Regions from separate parts of the Homo sapiens genome. Here region 1 is linked to region 2. Evidence: read pairs that join two places in POLR2A ChIA-PET (ENCODE). Cell type or tissue: GM12878. All regions are shown on one strand. Links, peaks and the distances in the headings refer to the core of each region. The heading gives the core; the rest is flanking DNA.

Region 1 (9,940 bases), core at 3,236-7,235, 70 kb before region 2:
TTTTTCATTCAGTTAAGTAGTAGTTTTAATTACTTGTAATTGTATGGTAGAATTGAAGACTTTATAAGTAACCTGTTATAATCGTGTCAGTTTAAGGTGTTGTGAAACTGGAAGCCATGCTGTCCAAACTCCCATATCTTAAATTGCATCCTGCATTTTAGGCGCGGTGGCTCATGCCTGTAATCTCAGCACTTTGGGAGGCCGTGGTGGGCGGATCACCTGAGGTCAGGAGTTTGAGACCAGCCTAACATGGTGAAACCTTGTTTCTACCAAAAGTACAAAAATTAGCTGGGCGTAATGGCGGTTGCCTATAATCCCAGCTACTCGGGAGGCTGAGACAGGAGAATCGCTTGAACACGGGAGGCAGAGGTTGCAGTGAGCTGAGATTGCGTCATTGCACTCCAGTCTAGGCGACAGAGCAAGACTCTGTCTCAAAAAAAAAAAAAAAAAAAAAAATTGCATCCTGCATTCCGCAGTTGATAACAAGGCATGTTTAAACTTTGCTCTCATACTTCGTTCTCCTCAATGTCTGATTGTGAGTGTGCTTTTTGAAAAATTCTTTTTTATTTAGGCCTAATGGGATTGTTTGAAAAACGTCGCTTCAGGAAATTCCTAGTGTATGTTGCCAACTTCGATGAAAAAGATCCAAGAACTTTTGAAGGCATTGATCCTAAGAAGACCACAATGCGAGATGTGTATAAGAAATTTGATTTGGGTCAAGACGTTATAGATTTTACTGGTCATGCTCTTGCACTTTACAGAACTGATGAGTAAGTATTTTGGTTTTTAGATTTGTATTTTTCTTGAAATTCTCACTAAATTTCCCAAGTCTTCCAAGTGGAAATTCTAACAAAACAAATACTTAGCCATATTGCACTATGAATGAAGAGGTTCTAGTTGAAATTAGTGTTGGGACCTTTTAAGTGATTTAAATATAAAGGTAGTGGGCCAGGTGTGGTGGCTCACGCCTGTGATCCCAGCACTTTGGGAGGCCAAGTTGGGTGGATCATTTGAGGTCAGGAGTTCAAGACCAGCCTGGCCAACATGGTGAAACCCCCTCTCTACTAAAAATGCAAAAATTAGTTGGGCGGTAGTGGTGCGTCCCTGTAATTCCAGCCACTTGGGAGGCTGAGGCAGAAGAATCACTTGAGCCTGGGAGGTGGAAGTTGTGGGGAGCCGAGATTGCACCACTGCACTCCAGTCTGGGCGACAGAGTGAGACCCTGTCTCAAAAAACAAAAAAACAAAAAAGAAGATAGCGGATTGAAATCGCTTCAAAAAAAATTATAAATTGAACACCATGAATGAAAACTAAAGCCCTTTCCTAATACTCATTTCCTTTCTTCCAGTTACTTAGATCAACCGTGTTATGAAACCATTAATAGAATTAAACTTTACAGTGAATCTTTGGCAAGATATGGCAAAAGCCCATACCTTTATCCACTCTATGGCCTTGGAGAACTGCCCCAAGGATTTGCAAGGTAAGAGCCTGTGTTTAAAACCTCAGTGATCCAAAACCTCATCTTCAACATAATGTGTATATGAGATATAGTTTAAATAATGAGATGAGATCAGTCTATGAGTAATAAGATGCTTTTTATTTTTATTGAAATAAAATTAACATATAATGATATGCATGGATCTTCAGTTAAAAAAAATCCAGTTTTATACAACTGTAGCTGATGTGCTCTTGTAAGTGCCAACTCCTGGCTGGAGGCCAGCCAATACAAAACCAGCGCACTTAACAAAAATACAACCAAGGACCTTCACAGAATCTACTTCACACCCCTGTTACCTCCACCAGAGTAAGTGCTGGTATCCACGCCTGAGAGACCTGGAGACAGATCACATCACAGGACTCTTTGCAGACACTCTCCAGTACCAGCTTAGAGCCTGATTATCTCCACTGGGCGGCTAGATCAAGAAGAGAAATAACAATCACTGCAGTTTGGCTCTCAGGAAGCCCCATCCCTAGGGGAAAGGGGAGAGCACCACATCAAGGGAGCATCCCTGTGGGACAAAAGAATCTGAACAGCAGCCCTTGAGTTCCAGATCTTCCCTCTGACATAGTCTATCCAGATGAGAAGGAACTGGAAAAACAACTGGGGTAATATGACAAAACAGGGTTCTTTGACACTCTGAAAAGGTCACACTAGCTTACCAGCAATGGATCTAAACCAAGACAAAAATCTCTGAATTGCCAGAAAAAGAATTCACAAGGTCATTATTACGCCAATCAAGGAGGCACGAGAGAAAGGTGAAGTCCAACTTAGCAAAACAAAAAAAGTGATACAGGATATGAATGGAAAAATTTCCAGGAAAATAGCATAAATAAATAATCACAACTTCTGAAAATCAAGGGACACACTTAGAGACATGCAAAATGCACTGGAAAGTCTCAGCAATAGAATTGAATAAGTAGAAGAAAGAAATTTCAGAGTTCGAAGACAAGGCTTTTGAATTAGCCCAATCTGACAAAGACAAAAAAGAATTTAAAAAAATGAACGCAGCCTCCAATAAGTTTGTTAAACAACCAAGCCTAAGAATAATTGGTGTTCCCAAGGAAGAAGAAGAATCTAAAAGTTTGGAAAACAAATTTGAGGGATTAATTGAGGAAAACTTCCCCGGCCTTGCTAGAGATCTAGACATCCAAATACAAGAAGCTTAAAGAACACCTGGGAAATTCATCACAAAAAGATCATCACCTAGGCACATAGTCATCAGGTTAACTAAAGTCAAGATGAAGGAAAGAATCTTAAGAGCTGTGAGTCAAAAGCCTCAGGTAACCTATAAAGGAAAACCTATCAGATTAACAGATTTCTCAGCAGAAACTCTAAAAGCTAGAAGGGATTGGGATCCTATCTTGAGCCTCCTTAAGTTATCAGCCAGTAATTTTGTATCCAGTGAAACAGAGCTTCATAAATGAAGGAAAGTAGTCTTTTTCACACAAACAAGTGCTGAGAGAATTTGCCACTACCAAGCCAGCACTACAAGAACTGCTAAAAGGAGCTCCAAATCTTGAAACAAATTCTCAAAATACCAAAATTGTATCTCCTTAAAGCATAAATCACACAGGACCTATAAAACAATAACACAATGAAGAAAAAAAACAAGGTGTTCAGGCAAACAAATAGCACGATGAATAGAATAGTACCTCAAATCTCAATACTAATGTTGAATGTAAATGGCCTACATGCTCCACTTTAAAGATACAGAATAGCAGAATGGATAAGAACTCATCAACCAAGTATCTGCTGTCTTCAAGAGATTCACCAGACACAAAAGGACTCAAATTTAAGGTAAAGGGGTGGAAAAATATATTTCATGTAAATGGACACCAGAAGCGAGCAGAAGTAGCTATTCTTATATTTTTTATTTTATAACTATATATATTTTAAAAAAAATCAGTTTGATAAATTTATAGACCTATCCCTGTCCTGGGTTTAACTAAAACCTGAGTGAAGGTATAGAACATTTTCCTCACCCCATAAAGTTCCCTTGTGTCACCTCATAATGAATACTGCCCCCCATCCCCAGCAACCACCTCTGTGATTTCTGTCACTATAGATTACTTTTGCTTGTTTTCAAAGTTCATGTAAAAGGAATAATACAATATGTTCTCATTTGTGTCTTTTTCATTTTTTGAGATTCATCCATATTGATGCATGTGTCAGTAATTCTTTTTTTTGGAGATGGAGTTCCACTCTTGTTGCCCAGGCTGGAGTGCTGTGGTGCAGTCTCAGCTCACTGCAACCTCCACCCCCTGGGTTCCAGTGATTCTCCTGCCTCAGCCTCCCAAGGAGCTGGGATTACAGGCATGCACCACCACATCCGGCTAATTTTTTATATTTAGTAGTGATGGGGTTTCACCATGTTGGTCAGTCTGGTCTTGAACTCCTGACCTCAAGTGATCCACCCACCTTGGCCTCCCAATGTGCTGGGATTACAGGTGTGAGCCATTGTGCCTGGCCAATTCTTTTTTTTTAATTGTTGAGTAGAATTCCTTTGTATGAATTATATGAGCATATAATTCTCCTTTTGGTGGACATCTAGTTAGTTTTCAGTTTTTGGCTATTATGAATGAAGGCACTGTGAAATTTTTATGTAAAACACTTTCTGTGGGGATATAGGTTTTCATTTCCTTTTGGGTAAATACTGGGAGTGAAATTGCTGACTAATGTGGCAGATAGAAGTCTGAATTCATAAGAAACTGTAAAACAGTGTTCTGGAGTGGTTGTGTCATTGTGTATACACTCAGCAGTGTATGAGAGTTCTCGTTGCTCCACATCCTTGTCAACATTTAGTATTGTAAGTTTTTAATTTTAATTGCCCAAGTGGGTGTGAAATGCTATCTCATTATGGTTTTAATTTGTATTTCTTGACTCATGTTGCTCACCTTTTCATGAGCTTATTGACCATTTGTATAATTTTGTGCTGTGATTGTTCAAGTCTTTTGCACATTTCTAAAGATTGGATTGTCTTTCTGTTTTTGACTTGTAGGAGATCTTGGTGTATGATGGTGGCAAGTCTTTTGTCATATATGTATTAAGAATATTTTCTCCCAGTTTATGGCTGGTCTTTTGATAAGCATAAGTGTTAACTTTTTTTTTGAGATAGAGTCTTGCTCTGTTGCCCAGGCTAGACTGCACTGGCATGATCTTGGCTCACTACAACCTCTGCCTCCCAGGTTCAAGCAATTCTCATGCCTCAGCCTCCCGAGTAGCTGGGACTACAGGCATGTGCCACCACGCCTGGCTAATTTTTGTATTTTGGGTAGACGGGGTTTTGCCGTTATTGAACAGGCTGGTCTCTAACTCCTGACCTCAAGTGATCCACCTGCCTTGGCTTCCCAAAGTGCTGGGATTACAGGCAGGAGCCACAGTGCCTGGCCTAGAAGTGTTACATTTTGATGAAGTCCAGTATATCAAAGAAAAAATTTTTTTAATGTTTATAGCTTTTTGGGTCCTATTTTAGAAGTCTTTTTTTTTTTTTTTTTTGGAGACAGAGTCTGGGTGTTTTGCCCAGGCCGGATTGCAGTGGCACTGTCTCGGCTCACTGCAAGCTCTGCCTCCTGGGTTCACGCCATTCTCCTGCCTCAGCCTCCTGAGTAGCTGGGACTACAGGCGCCTGCCACCGCGCCCGGCTAATTTTTTGTATTTTTAGTAGAGACGGGGTTTCACTGTTAGCCGGGATGGTGTCGATCTGCTGACTTCATGATCCGCCTGCCTTGGCCTCCCAAAGTGCTGGGATTACAAGCGTGAGCCACTGCGCCTGGCCCTATTTTAGAAGTCTTTTACTTGCCCCCAAGGGCACAGAAATACTCTCCTATTGTCTTTTTTTTTTTTTTTTTAGAAGTTTTATAATTTTATCTGTGCATTTAAATCTGATTCATCTTGAGACAGTGTTGGTGTGTGGGATGAGGTAAGACTTGAGGTTCTTTTTTTTTTTTACATACGAATATTTAGTTGTTTTAGCTGCATTTGTTGGAAAGACTTCCTTTTCTAGGTAGTCGTGGTGCCTTTGTGGGAGATCAGTTGGCTACATATGAGTTTGTTTTGGGACTCAGTTTTGTTTCAGTGATTTGTATTTCCTATGCCAGTACTACACTGTCTGGATAATTATAGTTTTATATTAAGTCTTGAAGTAGGTGATAACACTTTCGCCAACTTTTTCTTCAGAATTTGTTTTGGGTGTTCGCATTTCCATATACGTTTTTAAAATCAGGTTGTCAATTTCTAGAAAACATGCTTGTTGGGATTTTGATATTGAGTTAAATTTGTAGATGAGTTTGGAGAAAATGATCATCTTAATTATGCTGAGTCTGCCAGTCCATAAATATGATTGTTCTCCATGTGGTTTTCTTCTCAGCAGTGTTTTACAGCTTTCACTGTAGAGATCTATCACATTTTTGTTCAATCTCTTTGTACTGATGCCGCTGTTAATGTATTTTGTATTGATGCTGCTGTTAATGAAATTGTCTTAATTTTATGTTGAAATTGTTTGCTGCTGGTATACAGAAATGTAATTGTATGTTGACGTTGTATCCTATGATCTTGTACTTAAGTTTTACTAGTTCACTTACTAGTTTTTCTAGTTTTATATATTTCTTAGAATTATCCTTCTACACAGTCATGTCATCTGTGAATAAAGAGATTCTTCTTTTATAACTTTTATGTGTTTTTCCCCCACTTACCTTTATTGCACTTGTTAGGACTTCCTGATAATGTCGCAGGGATGAGAATGGACGTCCTTGCTTTGTTCCCAGTTTTACGGGGAATCTAGTAAATATTTTACTATTAAATATGTTTTCTATAGTTTTTTTTTTTTTTGTAGATGGTTTTGTCACATTAAGTTCACTTATATTTATAGTTTGGTCTGTTTTTTTGTTTGTTTGTTTGTTTGTTTTTTTTTTTGGAGACACGATCTTACTCTGTCACCCATGCTAGAGTGCAGTGGCATGATCTTGGCTCATTGCAACCTCTGCCTCCTGGGCTAAAGGGATCTTCCCATCTCAGCCTCTTGAGTAGTAGGGACTACAGGCATGCACCACCCCACCTGGCTAACTTTTGTATTTTGGTAGAGATGGAGTCTCACCATGTTGCCCAGGCTGGTGTTGAACTTCTGGGCTTAAGTGAGCATGGTGGCTCATGCCTGTAATTGCAGCACTTTGGGAGGGTGAGGTGGGTGGATCGCTTGAAGCCCAGGAGTTGGAGACCAGCCTAGGCAACCTGGTGAAACCCTGTCTCTAGAAAAACACAAAAAATTAGCTGGGTGTGGTGATGCATGCCTGTAGTCCCAGCTATTCGGGAGGCTGAGTGGGAGGATCCCTTGAGCCTGAGAGGTTGAGACTGCAGTGAGCCGTGATCATACCACTGCATTTCAGTGTGGGTGACAGAGCAGGACCCTGTCTCTTACAAAAAAAAAAAAAGCATCAAACTTTTTTTTTTCCCCCTCTCTGTGCTTCATATCGGAGAATGCCTGTTCATGTGGCTTCAAGTTTACTGACCTTTTCTGCTATTTTCAATAGGCTGTTAATCTCATTCAGTGAATTTTAATTTTTTTATACTGTCTAGATCTAGAGTTCTCATTTTCTATAGTTTTATTTTTTCTTATTTTTTTTTTTTCGAGACGGAGTCACCCAGGCTGAAGTGCAGTGGCGCGATCTCAGCTCACTGCAACCTCTGCCTCCCGGGTTCAAGCGATTCTCCTGCCTCAGCCTCCCAAGTAGCTGGGATTACAGGCACATGCCACCACACTCGGGTGATTTTTGTATTTTTAGTAGAGATGGGGTTTCACCATGTTGGCCAGGATGGTCTCATCTCCTGACCTTGTGATCCGCCCGCCTCAGCCTCCCAAACTGCTGCTTTACAGGCATGAGTCACCGTTCCCGGCCTATAGTTTTCATTTTTGTGATATTCTCTATTTACTTGACTGTTTTGAGTACATTTATAACAACATATTTATCCTTGAATATGTATCTTTGAACAAGGATATTTGTTCTGGAACATATTCTTGAACATATAATATCCTTGAACGTATTTATAATAGCTGCTTTTAAACTGCGTATTTTAACATTTGGGCATCTGTTTCTGTTGTTTGTTTTTCTGTTTTCTTTGGATCACAGTTTTCTGTTTCTTCCCATGTCTAGTAATGTTGGATTGTATACTGGACACATGAATTGATAGTTTGTTGAGATGCCGGATTCTTCCTCTGAAAAGTTGGTTTTGGTTTGAGTAGGCAGTTACATTTTTTTATTGACTGTTCATCTTGCATTTGTGGAGACTGGATTTTACACCTTGTTAAAGTGGGTCCTTTTAGTTTTTCCTTTTGTTGTTTGCTGATTTGTTTTAAATCACAATTTATTGATTTCTTACAATCAAATACTGCCAACTAGCATTACTTCCACTCATGCATCATTAAAAGCAAAGGATATTTCCTCCTTGGTATTTTTAAATGGTACATTATACAATAAACAAAGTTAGAACTTAAAATGCACCCTTATTAATTATGTAAACTGGTAATTTGTTTAAAAAAGCATAACTAATAATTTGGTTCCTTTCTTCATAAAATGGAAATTTAAATATTTCTCCTGATAGTCTTGAGGTGATCATTAGTAGTGCAAAGTGTGGCACACACGTATAGTTTCATCTAGAAAGGTGTGTCTCTTACACAACTTATTTAAACAAAATGCACATTAACAAAATGCATATAGTCAATGCATGAAAGAAAGCATGTTTCAATTACAAGGCAGCCCCTCGGGCCACCATATTATTTAAGTTTTGCATGATCATTTATGGCATTATAGATTAATTATGCATAACATACTTTTATACTTTTTTTTAAATTATACTTTAAGTTCTGGGGTACATGTGCAGAACGTGCAGGTTTGTTACATAGGTATACATGTGCCATGGTGTTTTGCTGTGCTCATCAACCCATCATCTACATTAGGTACTTCTAGTGCTATCCCTCCCTAGCCCCCATCCCCTGACAGGCCCCGGTGTGTGATGTTCCTCTCCCTGTGTCCATGTGTTGTCATTGTTCAACTCCCACTTATGAGTGAGAACATGCGGTATTTGGTTTTCTGTTCCTGTGTTAGTTAACTGAGAATGATGGTTTCCAGCTTCATCCATGTCCCTGCAAAGGACATGAACTCATCCTTTTTTATGGCTGCATAGTATTCCATGGTGTATATGTGCCACATTTTCTTTATCCCGTCTACCATTGATGGATATTTGGGTTGGTTCCAAGTCTTTGCTATTGTGAACAGTGCTGCAGTAAACATAAGTGTGCATGTGTCCTTATAGTAGCATGATTTATAATCCTTTGGGTATATACCCAGTAATGGGATTGCTGGGTCAGATGGTATTTCTGGTTCTAGATCCTTGAGGAATCACCACACTGTCTTCCACAGTGGTTGAACTAATTTACACTCCCACCAACAGCGTAAAAGTATTCCTATTTCTCCACATCCTCTCCAGCATCTGCTGTTTCCTGGCTTTTTAACGATCACCATTCCAGCTGGCGTGAGACGGTTTCTCACATGGTTTTGTGGTTTTGATTTGTATTTCTCTAATGACCAGTGATGATGAGCTTTTTTTCATGTTTCTTGGCTGCATAAATGTTTTCTTTTGAGAAATGACTGTGTTGAGATGGAGTCTCACTCTGTCACCCAGGCTGGAGTTGGAATGGCATGATCTTGGCTCACTGCAGCCTCCGCCTCCTGGGTTCAAGCGATTCTCTCACTTCAGCCTCCTGAGTAGCTGGGATTTCAGGCACCTGCCATCATGCCCGGCTAATTTTTGTATTTTTTGTGGAGATAGTGTTTCACCATGTTGGCCAGGCTGGTCTTGAACTCCTGACCTCAGGTGATCCACCCGCCTCGGCCTTTCAAAGTGCTGGGATTACAGGCATGAGCCACCGTGCCTGGCATAACTTTTATGCATTTTAACCCTGAAGACAAGACAAGTAATTGTTGCTTGAAAAAATTATTCTATGTAGCCATTTGGTTTGTATCTGGAGAAACTGAACCTCCATGAATTTAGTGTGTACTAAGTTGGAATCATTAGCTCGAGTCAGTGAATCAGATACATTTCACAGTGACTGTTTGCCAAGTCCTGGCAATGCCTCTTCTCCCACAGTCTGCCAGATGAAGCATTTCCGGGATTACCCTTCTATGTGGTTTTCCCTTTTAATTTTTTTGCTGGATTAACTGTTTTCGCATTATTTCCTCTTCTCCCCTCTTCTCTGGCCTTCCATTTTAATTATTCATAAATCCTTTCAGAATATCCTCAGCTCCATAAGGGGAAGTTCTGGAGATGGAAAATCCAAGGGAGGAAGATTGGGGATTGGAATGTCCTTGGCTTTCCTGGTATTTGCTGCAAACTTCTGCCAGGTTAAAGAGGCTGTAGCAGTTTCTGAATGTGGCGGCAAGCTCCATA
Region 2 (9,312 bases), core at 929-4,928:
CAAAGAAAACTTATGCAAAGCAATCTGTATTTTGATTAATGGCCCAAACTTTTCATAGAATTTTACCATTTCAATCAACAAAAATGTCAGGAAAACCAAACTAAGCAGGGTCACAGGTAAGTCCACTAGAAGATTTATTTTCCAACTACAGCTTTAGAAGCATGAAATTTCAAAATGTCTTGTTGCCAAATGTCATTTTTAGTAAGAACCCAGAGCGTGTTATTTGAATTCAGACGATTAAATTTCAAAAGGGATAAACTCTTCTGGTATTACTATATAGTCCTTATTATATGTTAGTGCTAATTATCCGCTAAACAAATCTGCCCCCCTTCTTTATAAACCATTAACCTAATCGAAGCACTAACTTTGAATTATTTTAGATCTCTGGTATTGTTTAAAATGTATCTCGGAAGCCATACATATCTTTGGAGACCTACCCTGTACACGGTCCTTTCCTTCTCCCATAATTTAGGTACAGGCAACAATACAGATTTCAGTCTTCAAATATTGAATGAAGCAATTTCAGTTAACCAGGATGCCAAAGTTTATTAAGTTACATGATTTATCTCCCAAATCAAATAACTTAAACCAGAAAAATTTCCACAGGAAACAAAGTTTCGATTAAACGATAATCCAGAATGGAAAAATATCCATTCACTCTAGTAAAGGCCATTATTGACACTAAAGAAAACTGTTTTAATCCAAATTGCACCCTAAGCTTACAAATGTATTTCAGATAAAACTAAAGAGAAACCGTGAAAAGTTGTAGAAATCAAATCAAATCTCCTTCATGACTGGCTTTTTTGTTGCTGTCATTTACATGCCACCAAACTAAGCAACAAAAAACACTGATGAATTGGTAATCTTACAACTCTTACAGAACTGAAGTACCACAATACTTAAGACTAATGATACCATTAATTTTCTACAACCTAATTCCCTTACCTGCTTTTCAGTATCAAACAGAAGAAACCCGTAAGTGTCTTGAAGTTCTTCCTGAGTATAACTACTTGCTTTTTTTTGTTGGTAAAAAGTTTTGTACTGTATAAAGAGAGAACAGAATAACCAAACGCTATAAACATACTATTTTGTCTTGCAAATTTTTAAAAATGCATCATTTGAATTCTTCCTGCCATTAAGACTAAACATAAATGCATTATTTTTCTATTCCCTAGAATAATTACCTTCCAAGTGACTATTTCCAAGGATCTGCTGCGTCTGAAAAATTATAGCTAAAAAGTGCTAGGCTTATATACCAAAAATGATGGGTTTACCTCTTTTAAAACTAAAACAAAACCATCATAGTGTGTACCAAGCACCTCACCTCATTTAAGAAAATGTCATTTTTCACCAAAGTCACTTGACTGTACTGAAAACCATGCTCAGATGAAGAGTCCAAGTAAGAAGTATGGAGGAGTGAAACTGCCCTCTGGAAGAGAGAGTCTGAACTCAAGGACACTGTCTCAAAAACTGTAAAACACAAACAAAAATAACGCAGCTATTTAAGATTCCAAAGGATGGGGTTAAGGGAGACACACTGAATATCACTCAAAACATCACCTATTCCTTTCCTATATAACTAAGAAATATTTGTACTGTCTTAACAAAATTTAAAAGACCTCTGATGTAAAGAAAATAACCTAAATAAATTAGAACTGAAGCTGAATTACTTTTAGTACAGGAGCTAAAATATGTCCTGCCAGACCTGGTATGTCTTTTGGTTGAAAGCTGTGTACTATAACTGTAGTTGGTCAAAAGTGGATACAACTGTAGTGTCAAGGTGGTGGTCAGGAGCTGCTTAGACTTTTAGAGCAATTTCTCATTCTTTAGTTTTTTTCATCCTTTGTTTCTATTCTTTTTTTTTTAAATATATACGCCACACTTGATAAACTTACTCTTTACATATTTTCATTAAATCCCTAAGTCAGCTAGGTCCCTTTTAAGGGACCTACTATTGCCCACTCACCAGACACAATAGAAATCATTGTATCTCTGGGATTTCCTCACCCGTCAAGAAGAGTCTATTGAGTTTTACTTCCTGTGAGTTGTATTATAAAATCACTTTCTTTCATTTTATACAACAGAGCTGTACTTACAATTTTTTGAAGGTGCTTTTTTCAAACCATACCCATGTGAGATAGCTTTGAGGGACTGTGATACACCCTTCCCATGAGAGGCACGTTTCCTAATTGAGAATTACCGACTGGATCCAGTAATTATGTTGACTGACTCTTTGTGCCTTTTGATTTTACAAGTCTCTACTTTAGCAAGAACTGAGCCTAATGACCTACGGACACTCTTGCATCTAACCATTTTAACTGTTCACTCTCCTATTTGTACTCTTTCTATTCTCTTTATTAAGGTTGGGGGGTTTTACAAACCTAGTATTTATAAACAATAAGGAGAAGAGAATGATTTATATAGCACTGGAAGTACTGGTCATATAGTATAAATGTTATGAAGTACAGTAATATGGCTTCCTACTTTTACCAAAACTGCCAAATGTATTAAAGTTCAAAAATTAAAGAGAAAAAAGAATCTCAATTAAAACTAACTTGTAAGTAACCAATATACAAAAACTAGACTATCTCAGAAATGAAAGCAAACATTTTAGTAAGCTAAATTTAGACTAAATTGTCCTAATACTTTAATTATCAAGGCATTTAAAAAATCTTTTAATAAACTTCCAAGTATCAAAATGAAAGACTGTAAATAGAAAAGAATGAAATGTTTACGAATATTCTGAAGTTGATATACATGATTTATATATTCATTCTAAGTTTTACTTTTACTTTTGCTCAGTTTCACTTTCTCCTTCAATATACCAGTGCTTTAAAAAATAGGGATATTCTGAATAGATGCAAATAGCAAAACACCAGTTATAAGAGTTAAAATTAAAGCTTTATTAGCTGCATTACTCAAAACAAACTGGCAAACCTGAGCATTTTCAAATTCATTTTACAAATAATCTGTACTGCTAGCCTAAACACAAATCAAGATTTCTTTAGAAACAATAATTTTGGGAACTTTATATTTGATATTTATAAAAAAGCAAGAAAGTTTCAAAATTGAATTACCTATAGACCAATATTTGAGAAACACATTGTTTACACTGAAAGAAATATTTTAAAAAGTAACTCTGGAAATGAAGACTGTGATTATCAACTTCTCTAAATTCTGTAAGTCATTAATAGGTAGGCACAGATTTAAGTTACATACGTCCTCATTTTTGAGCATCATAATGCACAATAATGAACTGAAAACTGAAGAGATGGTGCAATTAAAAACACTAATACAGGGTTTCCCAAATACATGGTCAGAGAACACTTCATTAACACCAGTGTGGGGAATACTGTTCCCTATATAGCTATAAATAAAGCCAATGATTTAAAACGAAGGAGGAGGAACAAGTACCAAATTATTTTTTGCTTATATATATTTTTATTTCCAGAACTATTTATTTATGGTTAAAAATGCTTCCACTTTAGGCCAGTATTCTTCAATATATAGCAGTATATGCATAAAAGCAGTGATTTTATGGTTAGCAGAGGTATGTTAAAAACAAAGTTGTTGGAAAATCATAGCTAATCTTAAATCTTTCATGGGTTCATAATGACATCAATTACACTCTCAAGAAAGCACAAGTTTCCTGTTCAGTAAATGAGGAGACAGATGAAAATTTCATCTAGAAATTTGACGCTCTCCCTTCTTTACAAAATACACTTTCATTTGAGAGTCCAATCAGTGCACCAAACAATACAAACACTTTATGAATGAATGGTCTCATAACTGCTGAGCAATGCTCAAGCTTTATTTAAACATTCAAGATTACCAGACTATGAAAATGAAGAGGGGGCTATACCACAAAGAAACCTAAAAATCTAAGACGGTAAAACTTGAAAAGTGCTTGCCTATAAAGCATTAAGTATATCCCTTAGGGCTTAAGTGATGAATAAAGAGCATGTGAGAAAGGTTAAATTCAATCACAACAGAGGAACATACGTGTTTTATGTTGCAATTTGAAAAGTTAATCACCTATTACTTTTGGACTAATGATTATTTTAAAAAATATAGGTACTGGAAATCATAATTTTTTAAAGTCTTTTTGTTTTACATGATCTAAATTAAAACTAAAAACATTTTAATCATTCTATTCTGGATTCATTAGTTATGACTTATAGCACTTAGTTTAATACCCACTCTTTTCTGATAGGGACCCTGTCTCGATCTTCTCTAAGAGAGAATGTAGCTGGGAGGGTGGTCTTAATTCATTTTCACCAAGTATACCCTCAGAATTCTTGACATAGTCCTGTTCTCTGTTAATGTCATAAATGCTAAAATGAAGAAAGAAAAAAAATCATAAAGTGAACAATTCTATTTATAGCATATTTACTATAGAAACAAATGTTCGCTGAGTAATTTGTATTAGGAATAATTATGTAATATTTATTTACCTCCTTTGACAAGTATTCTCAGCTAAGGACTTAATTTGTTCTATAAGCTATAACACATAATCTGAAATGTTTTTCCTCCAAAAGTCTTTAACTTCTAAAGAAAATTTTGTACACAGAAATATATTATGCTTAATCGCTTTTGCCTTACTGAAAAAAAATCTTTCAAAATGAAGAGATCACAGAACCACATCTTTATTCCACTAGTTGAAAATAACGGAATCAAGCAGAACACAATTTACAAAAATCTCTCTCCTCCCCCAAATTAGTTGTATATATATTCATTAAACAAAACTATTAGTGGTGACTATTATGCATCCAATATCATGCTAAATCTTGGATTTATCAAGACAAATGGCAAACAGTCTCTATTACAGGGAAACAGGCTCTACATTAAAAAAGTTCAGATTAGGCTGGGCGAGGTGGCTCATGCCTGTAATCCCAGCACGCCGGGAAGCTAAGGCAGGCAGATTGTTTGAACTCAGGAGCTTGAGACCAGCCAGGGCAACAAAGTGAGACCCCACCTCTATAAAAAATACAAAAATTAGCCAGGCATGGTGGAGTGCACCTGTAGTCCCAGCTACTTTGGAGGCTGAGGTGGGACGATGGCTTGAGTCTGGGGGGAAGAAGTTGCAGTGAGCTGAGATTGCACCCCTGAACTCCAGCCTGGGTAACAGAGCCAGACCATGTCAGAAAGAGAGAAAGAGAGGAAAGGAAAGAAAGGAAGGAAAGGAAGGAAGGAAGAAAGGAAGGAAAGGAAGGAAGGAAGGAAGGAAGGGAGGAAGGGAGGGAGGGAGGGAGGGAGGAAGGAAGAGATAGAGAAAGAGAGAGAAAAGGAGAGAAAGAAAGAAAAAGAAAGAAAGAAAGAGAAAGAAAGGAAAGAAAGAGAAAGCAAGCAAGTTAGCTCAGAATAGACAAGGAAGAAAAATCTGCAAAGAAATTAGTACTATAAATGTGTAGGAGTATCTAAAACATGATATAGTGGATGTACAGTGATACAACCAATTTTATGGAGATGGAGCTATGTCAAGAAAGATTTCATGGAGGCACAGATACTTGAAATCTGGAAGATATTCCAATGAGGAAGCCAAAAAAGGAAACTAGTGTACATTTTCTAGATAGCAGAAATAGTATGAGCAAATGAACAGCGGTTTAAACATGATACATTAAAGGAACTGCAAATAGTTTAATATGACTGATTAAGGGAAGAAGGGAGAGAAGAATAAGAACGAAGAAAAAGATTACAAAGGTGGTCAAGTTTTCAGTTTTTATCATGAGTCTGTGGAATAAGGATTTTCATATGCTTCACAAAAACAGCATGTATAGTTTTACAGCACATTTTCCCCCCAAAAAGAACTGGAGGTAGAATTGTGTGGATACATTCAAAATTTTTTAGGAAAAGTAGCTATGTTGATAATAATTCATGAAGGAGGTTGTTTATGTAGGGGAAAATTAGGAATAGGGAGACCAGGGTTCTGGTCTACCTATTGAACTCACTAGGTGCTACCACTAATGTGTTTTGAGACAGTGGTTAAAGACACATTGGATTGACTTCCCAACAATCATGTCCCTTTTACTTCCCTTCCATAAAACCACAATTTTGTTCAGGTATCAGGTTATCCCATGGTTCAGAAGAAGTGTGTGTGTGTGTGTGTGTGTGTGTGTGTGTGTGTGTGTGTGTGTGTGAAAATGAGTGAGGGAGAGTGAGTATGTGTGTGTGTGGGGTTGGGGGGGGAGACAGAGAGAGAGAGAGAGAGAAAGAGAATGAGAATCTTAATTACTCTAAGATCATTATGGTAATTCCACTCCCTTTGAATAGTGTTTGTTTTAGGAATAAACATGTGACTCAGTTCTGGCCAGTGAGATATAAATGGAAGTCTACAGAGAGAGTTCTGGGAAACCTTTCTTAGAAAAGGACTCCATCTTCTAGCCTAGGATCTTGTCTGAAGATGTGTTGCCTGGATCTCCTTGCAACCAAGATGGCAGCCAACATAGAACGGAACAGAACAGAAAGAAACTAGATCCCTGAACTGATGAAATAAACTAACCTGGGGGCTGCCTCATCTTTGGGCTTTATACATGAAATAATAAATGTTCCTTATTGTTTAAACTTTTATTGGAAGCTGAAGACATACTAACTGATGGATTTTGTTAAATTTATACTCTCTAAGGCCTCCTTTAGTTATAATTGCCTTTCTAAAGCTCCTTTCAGTTGTGACTCTACAAGGAACTTTACTGAAGGCTTGCTGTGCATGAGGCATGGTGCACTGGCATCAGATAACTTAGCAAATTCCTTTTTTCTTTGCTGCCATGGATAGAGACGTTATCCTAGTATTTGTTAGCAAGGAAGCTATTGTTATTAATGATAACAATGGCTAACATTTGTTGGGTGCTTACTTTTTTTTTTTTGAGACGGAGTCTTGCTCCGTGGCCCAGGCTGGAGCGTAAGTGGCTTGATTCTGGTTCACTGCAACCTCCACCTCCCGGGTTCAAGCAACTCTCTTGCCTCGGCCTCCCGTGTAGCTGGGATTACAAGTGCCCAGCAACATGCCCGGCTAATTTTTGTATTTTTAGTAGAGATGGGATTTCACCATGTTAGCCAGGTTGGTCTCGAACTCCTGGCCTCAAGTGATCTGCATACCTCGGCCTCCCAAAGTGCTGGAATTACAGGCATGAGCCACCGTGCTAGGCCTAGGTTTCACTACTTAACTGTATGTATTAATCATTGCTGAGCCATACTGTGTAGTCAAGTTCTTTCCTTATACCGTGTTTTGCTTTTCTGAATTTAAAATAGCTTAATTTTCAGTTACCAATCATTATTTCAGCTTGAAATTCTAGAGAACTAACAATATCCTCTGGATAAAGATAGATCAAAGATTTTGTCTGTTTTGAGCAGCTTCTTTTCTTTTTTTTGGAAGGACCTTTCTGGAGCACTATGTCTTCCAGCTTCAATCTGGGCTTGTGCCCTCTGATATTACTGCCTGGCTTTCTAACTTTGCTGGGGGATGTTAAGACACAAAATTGATCTACAGATTCAACACAATCTCAGTTTGCAGAAACTGATGATCTGATTCTAAAATTTATATAAGAAAGATATAAGCCAAAACAATTTTGAAAAAGAACAAAGCTGAAGGACTCACTACCTGATTTTGAGAATTACTACAAAGCTAAAGTAGTCAAGACAAGGTGGTAATGATACAAAGAAAATGCATATAGATCAATGGAACAGAATAGAGTCCAGATAACAGATTTTCAATATTGCCAGTATAATTCCATTGAGAAAGAATATCTTTGCAATAAATGCTGCTACAGAACAACTAAAACGGAGGAAAAAAACATGAACCTCAAACCTCTACCTTAAACCATAAAATTTAACTCAAAATGAATCACAGACCTAAACATAAAAACTATAACTATTTGGCTAAAATTATAAAATTTAAAAAATCATAGGAAAAAATGTACTTGACTATGGGGTACATAAAGTTTTCATAGGGCACAAAATTAGTGACCTAGAAAAATGTATACATCAGACTTCCTAAAAATTAAAACCATCTGATCTTCCAAGGTATCATTATTAAGAAATGGGAAATATTTGTAAAGTACCTGTACCTAGAATATATAAAAAACTCATAGACACATTTCACAAAATAAAGCATATAATAAAAAGAAACATGGGAAATGGGTCAATATTATTAGTTATCAGGGAAGTGCTAATTAAAACCACAATAAAATACTACTGCTCCAGTAGAATGGCTAAAAAGACTGAAAATACCAAGCGTTGGCAAGGATGAGGAGCCTCTGGAACACTCCTAGTAGAAATATAAAGCCAACTGAAAAATTATATAGCCAATTTAAAAAATAACATCAGTTTCTTATAAACACATACTTACCATATGACCCAAAATTCTATTCCTAGATATTTACCCAAGAGAATAAAACATATCCACAAAAACACTTGCACATGAATGTTCAGAGCAGCTTTTTCACAGTAGCCTAAAACTGGAAGCAACTCCAATATTCATCAATAGGTGAATGGATAAACTTGTATATTCACACATAATAATAATCAGCAATTAAAAAAAGTAAAACTGATATATGCATGCATCTCAAAACATTAAACTGGGCAAAAGTCATCAGACACAAGAGTACATACTGTAAAATTCTATACATATACAGTTCAAGAAGCAGCAAAATTAATCTATAGTGATAAAAAGCATTTCATTAGTTGCCTACAGCAGGGGGCAGGAATAGGAAAATTGACTACAAGTGGGGTATGCACAAGGGAACTTTCTGGGGTGATGGACACACACTATTTTTATTGGTGTAGTCATCACATGGTATATACATTTACCAAAATTCACTGAACTATATACTTAAATTATGTTCATTTTATTGTATGAAAATTAGACCTCAATGAAGTTGAGCTGAAAGCCCCAAAACAAAACCTAATGGTTATGAATTTGGCCACAAAGGAAATTCCAAGAGTACTAAAAAACAACTGATCTCTGACCAAAATCAAGTAAAATGACAATGTAACCATAAAAAGTTAATCTCAAAAGCCTCATGTTTGGAAATTTAAATTTTAAAAATCCTACATATAAATGGTTCATAAGTTAAAGAGTAACATGATCTAAGCTTAAGATATTATCTAAAATAGCTATAAGAAACTGTTCATTTCAAATGTATACACTACAAAAGAAAAACATTTAAAGAATCAATAAGCTACGGTCAATTCAAGAACTCAGAAAATGGAACAACACAGTAAACCCAAAGCAAATAAGAGGAGGAAATAAAAAGAGAAGATCAGATATTAATTAAACCGAAGAAAAAATAGCTGAAAAAAGATTAGCTTTTTGACAAA

Evidence for each region. ChIA-PET counts read pairs that join two places held together with the same protein. Peaks named below come from ENCODE experiments on the same cell type or tissue, not always from the same donor. Only the 100,000 strongest peaks of a DNase experiment are listed, where the experiment ranks them.
Region 1: POLR2A ChIA-PET joins it to region 2 with 6 read pairs; 3 of 35 experiments call an interaction of 5 or more read pairs at or near these places.

Annotation. Positions count from the first base shown.
Region 1 is chr10:5,776,682-5,786,621 of GRCh38, reverse strand. It overlaps GDI2 (GDP dissociation inhibitor 2), which reads left to right. Exons shown (of 11, transcript NM_001494.4): 5 at 572-770; 6 at 1,349-1,480. It also overlaps the pseudogene NRBF2P5. Among named protein-coding and RNA genes, the nearest start is that of GDI2, 32 kb to the left of the region's middle. RefSeq lists a silencer at 4,089-4,289. In GM12878, for the core only: no CTCF peak of the experiment used is centred there; no DNase peak of the experiment used is centred there.
Region 2 is chr10:5,704,552-5,713,863 of GRCh38, reverse strand. It overlaps TASOR2 (transcription activation suppressor family member 2), which reads right to left. Exons shown (of 22, transcript NM_001321783.2): 2 at 946-1,041. Among named protein-coding and RNA genes, the nearest start is that of TASOR2, 24 kb to the right of the region's middle. In GM12878, for the core only: no CTCF peak of the experiment used is centred there; no DNase peak of the experiment used is centred there; H3K4me3 peaks cover 281 bases; H3K27ac peaks cover 1,179 bases.